Linked DNA regions of Homo sapiens: region 2 is linked to region 1. Evidence: chromatin loops called from intact Hi-C (ENCODE). Cell type or tissue: left ventricle myocardium inferior. All regions are shown on one strand.

Evidence for each region. A loop is a pair of places that touch in the nucleus more often than their neighbours do. Peaks named below come from ENCODE experiments on the same cell type or tissue, not always from the same donor. Only the 100,000 strongest peaks of a DNase experiment are listed, where the experiment ranks them.
Region 2: a loop joins it to region 1, with 4 times the contacts of the local background. A loop is called at or near these places in 29 of 110 quality-filtered maps.

What each region holds. Positions count from the first base shown.
Region 1 is chr10:32,363,140-32,371,139 of GRCh38, forward strand. All of the region lies in intron 1 of EPC1-AS1 (EPC1 antisense RNA 1), which reads left to right. It also overlaps a transcript of EPC1 not described here. Among named protein-coding and RNA genes, the nearest start is that of EPC1-AS1, 20 kb to the left of the region's middle. In left ventricle myocardium inferior, a CTCF peak has its summit at 4,862 (motif pointing left); a DNase peak (open chromatin) is centred at 4,882; H3K4me3 peaks cover 955 bases; H3K27ac peaks cover 3,218 bases.
Region 2 is chr10:32,064,794-32,072,793 of GRCh38, forward strand. No RefSeq gene overlaps it. Among named protein-coding and RNA genes, the nearest start is that of KIF5B, 12 kb to the left of the region's middle. In left ventricle myocardium inferior, no CTCF peak of the experiment used is centred here; a DNase peak (open chromatin) is centred at 3,968.

The DNA of each region.
Region 1 (8,000 bases):
CTCAGCTCACTGCAACCTTGACCTCTGAGGCTCAGGCAATCATCCCACCTCAGCCTCCTGAGCACCTGGGACTACAGGCATGTGCCACCACACCTGGCTAATCTTTATATTTTTTTGCAGAGAAAATTTTGTATTTTCACCATGTTGCCCAGGCTGGTCTCGAACTCCCGTGCTCAAAGGATCTGCCTGCCTTGGCCTCCCAAAGTACTGGGACCGCAAGCTTGAGCTACCGTGCTCAGCCCATTTTTTCTTGAAGAAAGAGTAAGGAATAATTTTCACTGTAGGGTGGAAAGTCAGTTGCCCCTGAGTATCCTGAGCCAGGTTCTAATTACCTTCATTTTAACATAAATGCTAAGCTGGGTTTATGCTAGCTGTCAGTCATTCTTTCCCTTGAACAAAAATACTAAAAACCTAGACCTTTAAAAGAAAGAAATGCTATTCTGAATTTTTAAAAAAGTGTTCCTTCTTAAATAAATTCTCAAACTCTATCCTTTCTCTTTCAATTCACAAAAATACTAGTGTGCACACACATGTATATATACGCTTCTTTACACCAGGCTTGTAGGGGACACTATTGTGTGTATTTCCAATATATAGTTTCCTTTCTTCTGTCTTAACAGAACTCTTTTTGCCTTTGTTTTCTTGAGTTGTTCCGATAACTGTGCTTTTCCAAATAGCTAAACTTGCTCAATCTACTTGAAAAGCAATAGCTCTTCAGCATGAATTTTGAACTATCCTCTGTATAATGGTCTTTCTTAAAATATTCTCTTTTCTTAATTCTCAGTGGGAATAAAAAACAAAACAATTTTATGTACAGAGAAAAAGTCTAATTTTATAATAGTATCGTGTCCATCATGTTGGCATTTTTTTTTTTTTTTTTTTTTTTTTTTTTTAGATGGAGTTTCACTCTTGTCACCCAGGCTGGAGTGCAATGGCGTGATCTCGGCTCACTGCAACCTCTGTGTCCCGGGTTCAAGTGATTCTCCTGTCTTAGCCTCCCAAGTAGATAGGATTACAGGTGCCCACCACCACACCGGCTAATTTTTGTATTTTTAGTAGAGACTTTTAGTAGATTTTGTATTTTAGTAGAGACCATGTTGGCCAGGCCGGTCTCGAACTCTTGTCCTCAGGTGATCTGCCCGCCTCAGCCTCCCAAAGTGCTGGGCTTACAGGCATGAGCTATTGTGCCCAGCCCCATCATGTTGGTTACTCAGGGTATTTTTAAAAAGCAAAAATTTTTTTAAGCCATGTGACATTTTTATAATTAGAGTCATCAATGAATTAAAAATTAACCCATGCTAGGTTACCTTAACTGTATTACAAAGTTATTTGCAAGCTTTTATTTTAAAGAATGTAAGTTTCAATCCTGGCTCTGCCACCACCTAGTTGAATGGTCTTGATGTTAATATCCCTGGGCTTCCATCTCCTCAACTTTGAAAAGAAGGAGTGAGACTCGACCCTTCCCAACTCTTTCAACTCTCAAATTTTATTATTGTTTTTATTTTTATTTTTTGTAGTTTATAGAAAATAGGGAATACATGAAATTTTTTAAATGTAAAAAGCCAAGAAAAGATAATTTACTTTGAGACATGTGATTTCTAAAGAAACTATGCCTTTGGTATTTTCTAACTATATATTTATCAAGCTCGTCCAACCTGCAACCTTCCAACCTGTGGCCTGTGGGACACACGCAGCCCAGGACAGCTTTGAATGCAGCCCAGCACAAATTCATAAGCTTTCTTAAAATATTACGAGAATTTTTTCATGATTTTTTTTTTTTTTTTTTTAGCTCATCGGCTATCGTTTGTATATTTTTTGGCCCAAGAGGATTCTGCTTCTTCCAATGTGGCCCAGGGAAGCCAAAAGATTGGATACCCCTGGTTTACATAGTAAAGAAAGCACTAAGAGAAGTATAAGAGAAAAAGTTCTGGAAGACATGCCCTAGGGAACGTAACTTCAATCCCTGAGTCAGAGAGGTTATGGCCTATTAGTTAGTAATTGGTGACACTTGACGCTTAAACAAAATGGTCTTACAGGATGGTTAGTAGAAGTAACTCTGCCTTAAGTGTGCTCAAATGTGATTTGAGGAATCAGTGTTGTTTATAAATGTCACTAAAACTAGATAACAAGGACTCAGAATTAATATGAAAAGATGCAAACTTTAGCATAAAGGCTAAAGCAGATCAAAATAACCATCTAGTAATAAAAGATCTGCAATTAGTCTGATAGTTTCACTAGAAAGTGAGGAGAATTTCTATGTAAGAAAATAATTAGCACAGTCTTATTTAGGCACTGAGAAAAATACCAACAACAACAACAAGAACAATAACAGTCGCACTCTAACCACTTTCACAATTTGAAACATATGATGGAAATATGAAGAGTACATTTAGGCCGGGGACGTGGTTCATGCATGTAATCCTAGCACTTTGGGAGGCTGAGGCAGGTGAATCATTTGAGGTCAGGAGTTCCAGACCAGCCTGGCCAACATGGTGAAACCCCTGTCTCTACTAAAATTCAAAAAAGAAAAAACTGGCTGGGCATAGTGGTGCACCTGTAATCTCTGCTATTTGGGGGGCCGAGGCAGGAGAATCGCTTGAACCCGGGAGGCAGAGGTTGCACTGAGCCGAGATCACGCCACTGCACTCCAACCTGGGCAACAGAGAGAGCTCCGTCTCACAAAAAAAAAAAAAAAAAAAAAAAAAAAAAAAAGGACAGGTGCAATGGCTCAAACATGTAATCCCAGCGCTTTGGGGGGCCGAGATGGGTGGATCACCTGAGGTCAGGAGTTCGAGACCAGCCTGGCCAACATGGTGAAACCCCGTCTCTACTAAAAATACACAATTAACATGGCATGGTGGCGCGTGCCTGTAATCCCAGCTACTTGGGAGGCTGAGGCAGGAGAATCGCTTGAACCCGGGAAGAGGAGGTTGCAGTGAGCCGAGACCATGCCACAGCACTCCAGCCTGGGCAACAAAAGCGAAACTCAGGCTAAAAACAACAACAACAACGACCACGAGTACTTTTAAATCTACATTACAAAACATGTTTATGTTTCATATGATGCTTTAATAAGTTTTCCTAACCTTGTTTTGTTTATTGGGCCCCACCTCTGTGCAAAAGCATTGTACTATAAGCCAGGGGAAATATAAAAGAAAATGTTGCTCTTGCCGTTAGTGAACTTACTTCCTATAAACACAAGCAGGCACACCCTGCTTGTAAACTCTAGTTTGAAAGGTAACATTTTAAATAACTTGATATCTTTATATGCCCAGATTTACAAATGATTAAAATAAAAAAATAGGTAATTTTTCATGAAGTTACCTTACAGAGTACTTTATTTTCAATTATGATATTGAAGAATGAAGTTTAATGCTAACCAGCTTAAGCCCCAAATTTATTCATTGTTTCAGATTTTCCTTATTAAAATTGGAAATCAGTATTCAATAATCATAAGAATAGTCTGCCATCAATTTTTTTTGGCCATTTATAGTGATAAATATGAGGTATTATATCAATACATGTAAAGAGGTATATATAAAAAAGCAAAATGACAGAACAAAAAGCAGCACACAGAGTGCAACCCACACAGTGATCACAGCCTTCAAAACGTGTGACAGGCATTGAAAGAATCATGAAGGAACACAGACAGAGAGGTTTCTCCTTAAGTGTGAGGGTATGAAGCAGTGTGCTACCATCTTCCTCACAAGTTGGATGGAGAGATTGCAGGTGAGTATAATGTAGCCTTTGCCATGGCAAATTCCAGAGCTAAAAAAAAATCTACGTGGAAATTTCCAGTTTTCCACTCTTAACATCACTAACCATCCAAACTATGTACGTATGTATGTATGTATGTATGTATTTTTAATTTTTTGAGAAAGAGTCTTGCTCTGTTGTCCAGGCTTGAGTGCAGTGGCACAATCTTGGCTCACTGCAACCTCCAGCTGCTGGGTTCAAGCGATTCTCCTGCCTCAGCCTCCTGAATAGCTGGGATTACAGGCGCCAGCCACCACACCTGGCTAATTTTTGTATTTTTAGTAGAGGTATTGCCATGTTGGCCAGGCTGGTCTCGAACTCCTGACCTCAAGTGATCTGCCCACCTCGGCCTCCCAAAGTGCTGGGATTACTGGCATAAGCCACCACACCCAGCCTTTCGCTATTCTTATTAATGTAAAGACTGGCATGAGCCACCGTCCCCGGCCCCAAACTTTTTTAAAACAATAGCTGAAGAAACTTTTAAAAAGGCTAGTAAGAGATGAATTTCACTAGAAAAATCTGATTAAATGTAATGTAGATAATTTTGAATTTTAGACATAAAGAAAAAATTTTAATTTAAAAGTCCAGAAAATTTCATAATCATAACAACTCAAAATTTAAAATTCCATATATTGGCATATAAAATAACATGTATATTAAACTTTCAATTCTTTTTAAATGATATATTTTTTCAAGTTTCCCCACTTTTTCACTAGGGAAACTTGTGAATACAGTATAGCTGAACAAATGTATTTTTAAAAATGCAAAATCGTAAAGTCATATAAAGGTGTGTTTTCCAATTGAAATGTACACATTTGTATTGAATTCTGAGTTTGTATTTATTTGAAAGGAAATAATAAGCAGACAACTGCCTGTTTCTATCCTCTCAAATAAACAGCAGTGCCATTCTGCTGTTAGCCAGCCTAACACAGTGCAATTGTTATTTTTCTTTCGTCTTTTCTCTGTCATTTTCTGTTCATTTTTGGGAGAAGAATGCTAAGTTACTAATATAAGTAGCCTTATAAATGTAAACTCATAATTGTCAGGAAATGTTACATAAGCGAATGTCTTCTGCGTCTTTCAACTTTTTGGTGCCCTTATGCTGCCCCCTGCTGTCCAGTGTCCACACTTACTGAAAATTGTCCCAAACTTCCAACCTTTTCTACTTCTCTTTACTCCGCCATCAAAACTTACCTGGCAAGAGACCCAGACTGTTGGAGTTTCCCTCCACAATGCCAATGGGTTAACAGACAAATAAAAGAAAGAAGTAGTTCTCTCTTTATTTATCCCTTCATCATTTTCTGGCAATTGACGCAAGCATTTGAACTGGTGCTCTGTGGGCAATGCCTGATTTCTAGGTTCCCCAGCTTGGGATTCCAAACCCTCCCTGTGTTAGTCCAAGCTACTCTCATGGACCTGTCTCTCCCAGTGTCTAACCTCTGCACATCATAGCCTACTCTCTATCCGCACTGGCTTCTAGCTGTGTTTCCCACAGCCACGTGTGTTCTTCCATCTTTGCCTGTGCCCACACTGCTTTCTCTACCTGGAAGGTCTTCTCTCAATCTTTATCTGCTGAAAGTTTACCCATCCTTCAAGGTTCCAGTCAAAACTACCTTTTCCTTTATGGCTCAGGGAAGTGTTTTTTTTGTTTGTTTTGTTTTGGTTTGGTTTTTTAATGTAGTAGAAATTCAATAAAGATTTATTTAATGAAAGAAAAGCAGATAATAAACCTTATACTCTATGTGACTCATTGACTTAACAGAGTACTTGGAGAAGATAATGACCTATTCCAGGCAGCATCTTTAATACTGCAAAATCCATACACCTGAATGCGGTAATCTTTTAAATTCGCGTCGCACTGTGTAAGGCCTATTTTGATCTCTGAAATCAGGTTTGTCTAAGAAATACAGAACTTAGAGTACATCTTGAGTACTTATGGCAAGTCTAGCGCTATTCAAGGCACTTTAGATGCACAAACTCATTGTGTTCTCTCAACAGCCATGTGAGATTAAGTAATATTACTTTGTTTGATAGAAGAAGAAACTGAGGGTCTGGACAATTGGTAGTAAAGGGCAAAGTTAGGAACTCTGAACAGATCAGACAAAGCCGTGTACTTCAAGTGTTCTCCTAATGTCTGCAATAGAAATGTGGATGGAGAGGCTTCTGGTCAGCTATTCTGGAAGCTAAAAAACCTTGTCAATAGAATAACATTGGAAATTGTGACCACATAGCCAGACAAAGCCATGAGAGAAATTCAGTCAGTCAAGGATCAGAAATATCTGGAAGAGTTGATTGTTCTACGAGACAATGTGAAAGAATATGACATTCTGCCAAATTCAAAGGTATTTAGATTTAGATATAAAAGACAGCTACATATTCTAAAAGGTTAGGAAGTGCAAAATCCAGGTATTTTTCAATTGATGTAGCCATAGATTCTAACATGACTTGAAAATAAGAAATGATACGACTCAATATCTAAGACAAGTAGGCCTTCAGAATACCTTTTTTTAAAATAAAAAATACAGTAAATATAAATAAGGCTCAGTACACCCCATCAGTGTCTCAAACAAGGATCTAGTTGTGTTCCAACCAAAACCACTGTTCGTCAAAAAATTTGAACAAGCTAAGAAGGCAGACCAAAAAATTTACTTGGGAAGACAACACCCCAAATTGTTTGGGTAGGTCATAACGGTTCTTTTAACAGGTAAGCATATTTTAACTCCAGAAAGATTTAGAATGTGCTGTCGAAAGTACTGCATTTTTTTGTAGTGTAAGTAATTGCACTATTTAAGAACACTTGACCTAATGGAGTAAGAGGTCAGCCTATTAGACTTTTAAGCAGAATTCTTACTAAGTTTATGTGTATTATTGAAACATTAGAGCAAACTTAAGAGTTACCATGTTTAGAAGTTAAATTATTAGATCTGTAAGATTTTAGCTTCTTGAAAATGTTACAAAGTACTAAAGAAGGCAATTATATGTACTAAATTTATAAATTCAGTGTAAAAAGTTGGGAGGTGTTTAATTAAGTCATGCTACAGATAAGACCAGATATTATTTAAAGGATCATGATTTCTAAAATTTGCAAGATTTATGAATATGATAAGATTTGTATACTAAATTTTAAAGCATAATGGAGAACTACTACTTTGAATATATAAGCTAAAAACTTTTTATATATATTTTAAAAACTGGAATTAACTTCTGAATAGCCTTTCAATATATAAGACCCACTCTGAAGGGCATCAAATAACTCATAACTGAAGAGGAGTTACAGGGCTGGTTTTCTTCCAGCAAAAGTTTGTGTTCATTAGGCAGTCAATTTTTTGCTTCACTCCACAGAACTGGTTTCACTGTCATTAATCTTTATGTAGGTCTGGGCCTCCCTCACCTCCTAGGAGATGGATAGTAGGTTTTGAAAGATGGAGATGAGAAGTAGCCTGGCTAGTCTACAAAAACCTCCCCCAAATTTTTGGTTTAGTGGGTTGCTTCAATAGCCGTAAGCCTGTCTCTATAACTTAGCAATTCTCAACCCTGACTGCTAGGATCCCATGGACAACTTTTGGGAAATATTTATTTCCAGATCCCATCCAGTCCAACTAAACCAAAACTTTTTAGGGTAGGGCATAGACATTTTGCTTTTAAGTTTCTGGGTGATTCTCCATACAGGCAGAGTTGAGAACCAGTGGTGCACGAGTGTGAGCCTCTCATGATCTGAAGGACCCAGAATCATTCTAGACCAGGGCTGTTCAATAGAGCTTTGGGCAGTCATGGAAATGTGCCATAAATCTGTGCTGTCCGATATGGTAGCTACTAGCTGGGTGTAGCTATGGACCACTTGAAATGTGGATAGTGTGACTGGGAAAATGAACTTTAAAATTTAAGCTAATTCAAATTTAAGTTAATTCAAATAGCCACATGTTACTAGTGAGTACCGTATTGGACAGCACAGTTCTGGAGTTTTAGGCAATTTTAAATGATCTGAGTCTACTATTAAATAGATGCTGAATGACTCTTTTTGATTCTAGACCACACTAGCCCAAACTCATTGCTTATGCCTCTTCAGGATACTTCATACCAGCTTCTTGAGAAGACCTCCAATGGTATGGAAGGATGGCTTGAAGCTTATAATGGCTTCTGAGGATAGAAAGGACATGGAATTTGCTGGTTTTTTCCTCCCTCATTTAGGTTGGCAATTTGTTTCTTGACAAATGAATGAACACCTTCAGAACTAAAAATTTCTG
Region 2 (8,000 bases), 300 kb before region 1:
GGATTTCCTCACATGAGTGGTGGGCGTTGATATTCTAACAACTTGAGTGAGAAACTAAAACATGTTGGAAAACCTTGTGCATGTTGGTAGGGTTTAGAGATCGATGGGTTTCATCAAGGTGTGATTGGGCAGGAACTAGCCATTTCATTAGGAAAATTCTAAATGTCTTTTTTATTTTATTTTTATTTTTATTTTGAGACAAAGTCTCACTCCATCACCCAGGCTGGAGTGCAGTGGAATGATCTTGGCTTACTGTAACCTCTGCCTCACAGGTTCAAGTGATTCTCCTGCCTCAGCCTCCCAAGTAGCTGGGATTACAGGTGCGCACCACCAGGCCTGGCTAATTTTTGTTATGTTTAGTAGAGATGGGGTTTCGCCATGTTGGCCAGGCTGGTCTTGAACTCCTGACCTCAGGTGACCCACCAGCCTCAGCTTCTCAAAGTGCTGGGATTATGGGTGTGGGCCACCGTGCCCAGCCACTGTTAATTGTTTTCTTTGCTGTACAGAACTTTTTTAGTTTGACATAATCCCATTTATCTAAAAATAGTTTTGCTTTTGTTGCCTATGCTTTTGGGGCCATATCCAAAAAAAACATTGCCCCTACCAATGTCAGGGAGCTTCCCCCTGTTTTCTTCTAGTAGTTTCATAGTTTTGGGTCTTACATTTAAATCTTTAATCCATTTTTAGTTGGTTTATGAATATAGTATGAGATAAGGGTCTAATTTCATTCTTTGGCATGTGGATACTCAGTTATCCCAATACCTTTTATTGAAGAGACTATCTTTTCCCCATTGTGTGTTCTTGGCACTATTGTCGAAAATCAGTTGGCTATAAATGTGTGGATTTATTTCTGAGCTATTTATTCTGTTCCACCAGTCTATGTGTCTGCTTTTATGCCAGGACCATGCTGTTTTGGTTACTATAACTTTGTAGTATATTTTGAAGTCAGGTAGTGTGTGTGATGCCTCCAGCTTGGTTCTCTTTGCTCAAGATTACTTTAAATTCTTTTGTGGTTCCATATGAATTTCTGGATTTTTAAAAATTTCTATTAATATGAAGAATGTCATTGGTATTTTGATAGGGATTGCATTGAATCTATAGACCTTTTTCGGTGGTGTAGACCCAATGTGGTTTTATAACATTTCTTTTGAATTGGTTGGTTTCCCTAGAAAGGAGTTCTCTAATATTTTGCCAGGTTTACATAAGTCTGGCTGCCAGTTTTCTCAGAAGTGATGGGGTTACGCAATCTTAACATTCAGTTTGTAGGTTTTATTTCCCTGTTTTCAGTAGGCGACTCACCCCATCTTTGTGTGTGTGATGTCCCTGAGTCCACAGCCTCCCTGGTTCAACTTCTCGAGAGAGTGAGCTTCCTTCTTTCTGTTGTGCTGGGGGAGAGGACAATCTTCTGGCATTTTTGGTGGGGGGGAAATTGCATTCCAACAGATCTTTATATACATTTTTAACTAAACCCTCCTATTTTCAGCTCTACCCTGCACCTCAGCCTCCTGGTGTCTACATTTCCCGAGGCTGTCTGGTGTTCTATATAGAGAATTAACTTACTTATTGACATTCTGCCTGCAAGCTTAGGTTTTTAGCTTTCTCCAGGCTATTTAGGTAGTTACACATTTCCAACATTTTGTTGAAATCCTGTTTGCTGATAGTCTTCTTTCAAGTTTTCTTTATATCGTGGCTTTAGGCTTTGGCATTTTGTTTTTTTGGGGTTTTTTGGGTTTTTTTTGTTTTTTTGAGACAGAGTCTCATGGTGTCACCCAGGCTGGAGTGCAGTGGAGCGATCTCGGCTCACCACAACCTCTGCCTCCCAGGCTGAAGCAATTCTCCTGTTTCAGCCTCCCAAGTACGTCGGATTACAGGTATATGCCACCACGCCTGGCTAATTTTTGTATTTCTAGTAGAGAAGGGTTTCGTTGTGTTGGCCAGACTAGTCTCGAACTCCTGGCATCAAATAATCTGCCCCCCTTGGCCTTCCAAATTGCTGGGATTACAGGCTAGGCTTCAGCCACCGCGCTCGGCCTGGTATTTCTTTACTAACATTTTAGTGGAGCTTCAGGGGGTTTGAAGAGAAATGTGAATATTCAACCTCCCATATTTAATTTGCCACAGTTTGTATCTGGGTCTCCAGTTTAATTATGTTGTCACTCCGAGGATATAAGTTACTTGAGGGCAGTGACTATGGCTCGTTTCCTTCAACAATGCTTAGCTCAGTGCTCAGGATCTCACAAATGCTAATAAGTCCTCTGTACTGATTGAAATTGGAATTCAACGAGTGCCTATTAATTAACATGCTCTGCTCAAAAGTTGGTGGGATAAAATTATGAACAGGTTCCCATTGAAAAAGACCAGGATTCTAGTGGGGGAGTTAGGATAGTAGAAACCATAGGGATAGGTTCTATAAAAGCAGGGCCATGAGAGCACAAATAATGGATATTTTGGAAAACTTTCCTGACAATTTAAAGTTGATATCAGGGATCACTGCCAAGATGTTTAACAAAACTTGCCTCTCTATGCAGAACGTTAGGTTAAACGTACCATTGGTTGACCAGGTGTAGCAGCTTCCCTCATATATTTTTGTATTTTTTATTTTTTTTAGAGATAGGGTCTTGCTCTGTTGCCCAGACTGAAGTGCAGTGGCTCAATCACAGCTCACTAGAGCCTCAGGCTCCTAGGTTCAAGTGATCCTCCTGCCTCGGCCTCCCTAGTAGCTGGAACTACAGGCATGTGCCACCATACTTAGCTAATTTTAAAATATTTTGTAGAGACAGGGTCTCACTATGTCATCCAGGCTGGTCTCCAACTCCTGGGCTCAGGTGATCCTCTCTCTTTGGCCTCCCAAAGTGTGGGGATTACAGGTATGAGCCACCGCTCCCAGCATCCTCATGTCTTCAATGACCAAGGTTTCATTCTTGCTCAGCAAGTCACCTGATAATTAGTAATTATAAGGAGAATGGACATAATTGAGAAATAAACTGGAGAGTCTCTCCTATTTATTCATATTTTTACTGTGATTTGACAAGCTAATTTATTCTATTTTTAGAAAACAAGACGTATACATTTTACATTTTTTTCAGACTGTTTTTTCAGACTCCTTTTTCTTTCTTTCTTTCTTTCTTTCTTTTTTTTTTTTTTTTGAGGCAAAATCTTGCTCTGTCACCCAGGCTGGAGTGCAGTGGCACGACCTCGGCTCACTGCAACTTCCACCTCCTGAGTTCAAGCGATTCTCCTGCCTCAGCCTCCTGAGTAGCTCAAACACTTGACCTCAGATGATCCACCCAACTCGGCCTCCCAAAGTGCTGGGATTATAGGCATGAGCCACAGTGCCCGGCCTACAGAAATTAACATTTGTAAAGCCAAGTCCACACACCTAGAATTAAGCAGACAGATTTATAAGAAAACTGGCAGGAATGTTACCACAACCAGTGCATTCACTTAAACCCAATTAATAGAGTAGTAATCTACAATTACATAAAAATTGTTATTATTATTATTATTATTATTATTATTATTATTATTATTTTGAGATGGAGTGTCACTGTTGCCCAGGCTGGAGTGCAGCGGCATGATCTCAGCTCACTGCAACCTCCATCTCGTGGGTTCAAGTGATTCTTGTGCCTCAGCCTCCCCAGCAGCTGAGATTACAGGAGCACGCCACCATGCCTGGCTAATTTTTGTATTTTTAATAGAGATGGGGTTTCACCATGTTGACCAAGCTGGTCTCAAACCTGACCTCCTCAGGCCTCCCAAAGTGCTGGGATTACAGGCGTGAGCCACTGCGCCGGCCAAAAATGGTTATCTTTAATTGTATCAAAGAATTTTGCCGTGTGTCTTAGGTTGAGTTTGATGTGGAGAAGTGTCTCAGGCAGAAATTTGCTTGCAGAAGGTTAACTGGGGAGAGCTGTCAACAGCAGGATTAAGCAGGGACGTTGGACTGTGATGCAGTTGGCACGGAGGCCTCAGCCGATCTCATGGAGGAATCCCTGGAGCAGGGATGGCAGTGCTAACTGGGACAAGGGGCTAGGCCTCGCAGGCTGGCTGTCCCTGGGGAATGGACATAATTTTAGATGAAGCAGCTCCCTTCTGTAGAAGGGAATTCCCAAGGAGACTGAAAGCCGCCACTGCCTCGGTCATAAATTGGGAATTTGGGCGCTTGGGCGGCACAGCACAGCATCTACAACACCAGTGTTGCAGGACACTTAGGAAGCCTTTATATTGTCTATTTCTGCGAAGACTTGATTTTGTTTTTTGTTTTTTGTTTTTTGAGAAGGAGTCTTGTTCTTGTCACCCAGGCTGGAGTGCAGTGGTGCGATCTCGGCTCACAGCAACCTCCGCCTCCCGGGTTCGAGCAATTCTGCCTCAGCCTCCTGAGTAGCTGGGATTACAGGCACCCACCACCACATCCGGCTAATTTTTGTATTTTTAGTAGAGACGGGGTTTCGTCATGTTGGCCAGGCTGGTCTCGAACTCGTGATCTCATGATCCACCCACCTCAGCCTCCTAAAGTGCTGGAATTACAGGCGTGAGCCATCGCACCCGGCTGACTTGATTTTTAATACAGTAAGAACTGTCAGTTTGTGCCCTTCCATCAACTGCTTTTTTCTTTATCAAAAATGAAACAAAACCAAAACCAAGTGGCTGAATAGTTAAATTGAAAGGCAGACAACTTGAAATTCATTTTCAGCAAACAATTTCCCAGAGTTCAGATACTTCCACCTTCTCTAAGTGATAGGCATAGTAAACTCCTCCTAGATGTGTTTCTTGGTTGTTTTTTTTTTTTTCTTTTTTCAGACAGAGTTTTGCCCTTGTTGCCCAGGCTGGAGTGCAATGGTACAATCTTGGCTCACCGCAACCTCCGCCTCCAGGGTTCAAGCAATTCTCCTGCCTCAGCCTCCCGAGTAGCTAGGATTACAGGCATGTGCCACCACGCCCGGCTAATTTTGTATTTTTAGTAGGGACGGGGTTTCTCCATGTTGGTGAGGCTGGTCTCCAACTCCTGACCTCAGGTGATCCACCCACCTCAGCCTCCCAAAGTGCTGGGATTACAGGCGTGAGCCACCGTGCCCGGCTGTTTTGTTTTTTAAGACAAGGTCTCACTCTGTTACAGGCTGGAGTGGAGTGGGCTGATCATGGCTCACTGCAGCCTCGTCTTCCTGGGCTCAAGCGATCCTCTTGCCTCACCCTCCTAAATAGCTGGAACTACAGGCACATGCCACCACACCTGGGTAATTTTCTAGCCTTTTTTTTTTTTTTTTTTTGAGACGGAGTCTCTCTCGTCGCCCAGGCTGGCGTGCAGTGGCACAATCTCGGCTCACTGCAATCTCAGCCTCCCAGGTTCAAGAAATTCTCCTGCCTCAGCCTCCCAAGTAGCTAGGATTACAGGTGCCCGTCACCACACCTAGCTAATTTTTGTATCTTTAGTAGAGACAGGGTTTCACCATGTTGGCCAGGCTGGTCTCAAACTCCTGACCTCAGGTGATCAGCCCACCTCGGCCTCCCAAAGTGCTGGGATTACAGGCATGAGCCACCGTGCCTGGCCAGATTTTTTATCGAGATGGAGTCTCCCTATGTTGCTCAAGCTGGTCTCAAACTCCTGGACTCAGATGAGCCTCCCTCCTCAGCCTCCCAAAGTGTTGGAATTACAGGTGTGAGCCACTGTGCCCAGCCCTAAATGTGTTTCTTAACATTGATGAATCTTTGGAATATTGAACCTGGATGTGTCACAACTGTCCACCCTCTTTTCAGTTCTGCTTATTACTGTCACTCCACAAGTTTAGGAATCAAGACAAAAGTACTGATTTATATTATATCGATATACCTATTTAGAAAGGTAATATAATTTTCTCTCTTATTTTGGAGGCCTTGAAGTGTTATGTAAAAGTATAGTCTGATATTTTATCATAGACATCTTATAGACAAAATTAAAGTAGCCACTTTAAATCAAGATGGTGATGTTTCTCTTATCCTAATCGTGTTCATGTTGTAACATGTCTATTGCAGTTAAGCCTTTTGCAGGAATGTACTACCTTAATCAGGACAACTGCAGCCTCACCCCTGGGTTTCAGCTGCACAAATACTCAAAGTAATCATTAAGTTATTTAATAAACAAAATGTATAAACACAATTTTTACAAGGGCTCTGTTCATTTTCAAGATCCTGGAACTTTAAATACATCATTTACGGGTGGTAATGGAATAGTACCAGCAGTAAAATAGTGTTATAATAGCTTGCTTGCTAGATGAACCGATTAGGTTCATCAAATCTTTCATTCGCAGCATTAAAATGGGTGTGATTGTTGGACATTTCTGAAAGTGATTTGTACTCAGCACATTTGCAGTTAGTAGTTCTAATGCTCCTGAGATAAAGGAGCTGAGTTTACTATTGATGAATGGGGAAACCATGAAAAGGAAAATGTGTTTCATTCAGATCAATAAAAAAACAAAGATTTTAGGTGGGACGAATCTTTTTGTTTGTTTGTTTTTTGTTTTTTTTTAGGACGGTTCATTCTGAAGAATCTTTGTTATTAAGTAGTTCTTTTATGGGTCACACTTCATCTTCTTTGAGGCACTCTAAAGAATATTAGGATTTGTGTCTTAAAATAAAGAGAACAGTTATTATGCTGCATATATGGCTTATCTAAGCAAAGACAACATGCACTCCTGTTTGTGGAAAGCATGCATTTTTGTATTAGTTGTCTATGTAATACGCAGTCTCTATAATACACAGTGATACAGAGAATATTTGTGAAGTATCCACTTTACTTTCTCTTATACTGGAGGAAAACTAAAGATCTGTACAACACTTTTATTCAGCTTATTCTTTTGACTTTTAGGATTACGTAGACTTAAAAAATGTTCGACTAACCCAGGAGGCTCAGCCTGGCCCACCAAGGAAGATCAGTGCATAGCAACTGCCTCCCTTCACATGGCTCCACCTGGTAACCCCAAGGTCTGGGCTGTTCTAGGTATTGCTCCATGTGCCCCAACAAGCCCTTATCAAGAGGGCCTGTTTCCCTTAAGAAGCAATCCCAGGAAGTGGCCTTGATCCCTCCGCCTCCCTGAGAGTGGACCCTCATCTCTCCTCGACCTCCATTTCATTTCTGGGAATTAGGGCTTAGTTTTGAAACCTTGCAAGGCTGTTTGTACTAATGCCCAAGCCCCCTTACCCCTCTCCCTGCGGGTTACACAGGGGAGACCTGAGCCTCGGCAGAAGACTCTGCTGCGAAACTTCCGAATCATTCTGCTTGCCAGAATCTTGCCAGTCACCTTCACCAGCTGACTGACCCAAGTTTAGGACTATTGCTATTGTTTGTTTAAAAACCACATATACAAAACTCTTGTGAATATTATTTTTATGCTGGAGAGGAAGGCACATCTCCCTCTATGGCTCTGCGCTGGGGCCTACAGTAGTAAAGTTTACTGTCCTTTTTTGCCTCCCCTGGAAATGACAGGCATTACTCTTCTATTGGTTTCCCTTCTCTTTATGGAAAGACCAAGCAGGCTCCACTGGCCAACAGGTACGGTATTTGGTCGTCTGAGTTCTCAGTAATTTGGAAAGTTAAGGGGTTGGTTCCTGTGTCACCTTTCAGTTAGTGTGGGAAAGGAAGACTCCTGTTTTCTGAGATCAGTGCAGTCTCAGGCCTTTGGCAGGGCTCACGGATCAGAGCTGAGACTGGAGGGAGAGGCATTTGGGGTGGCCTGGGAGGGTGACTGGGGGCAGCAGAACCAAAGAAGGCAAGGTGTTTCCCCTAAGCTGGGTCGTGTGTTCAGGTGTGACGTACAGGATCACCTATGCACTGCCCTTGATGATCAAGGTTGGGGCTTAAGTGGATTAGGGAGGCAGGTTCTGGATTCCTTGCCTTTTCAGAGCATGAGGTCAGCTCTGTATGCCTCCTTTTCCTAGCTGGTATTCTAACTAGAAGCATTTGTCAATTCCTTTGTCTCCCAAATGACAACACACATTCATTTTCCAACCTTCCTAACATCTTAAAT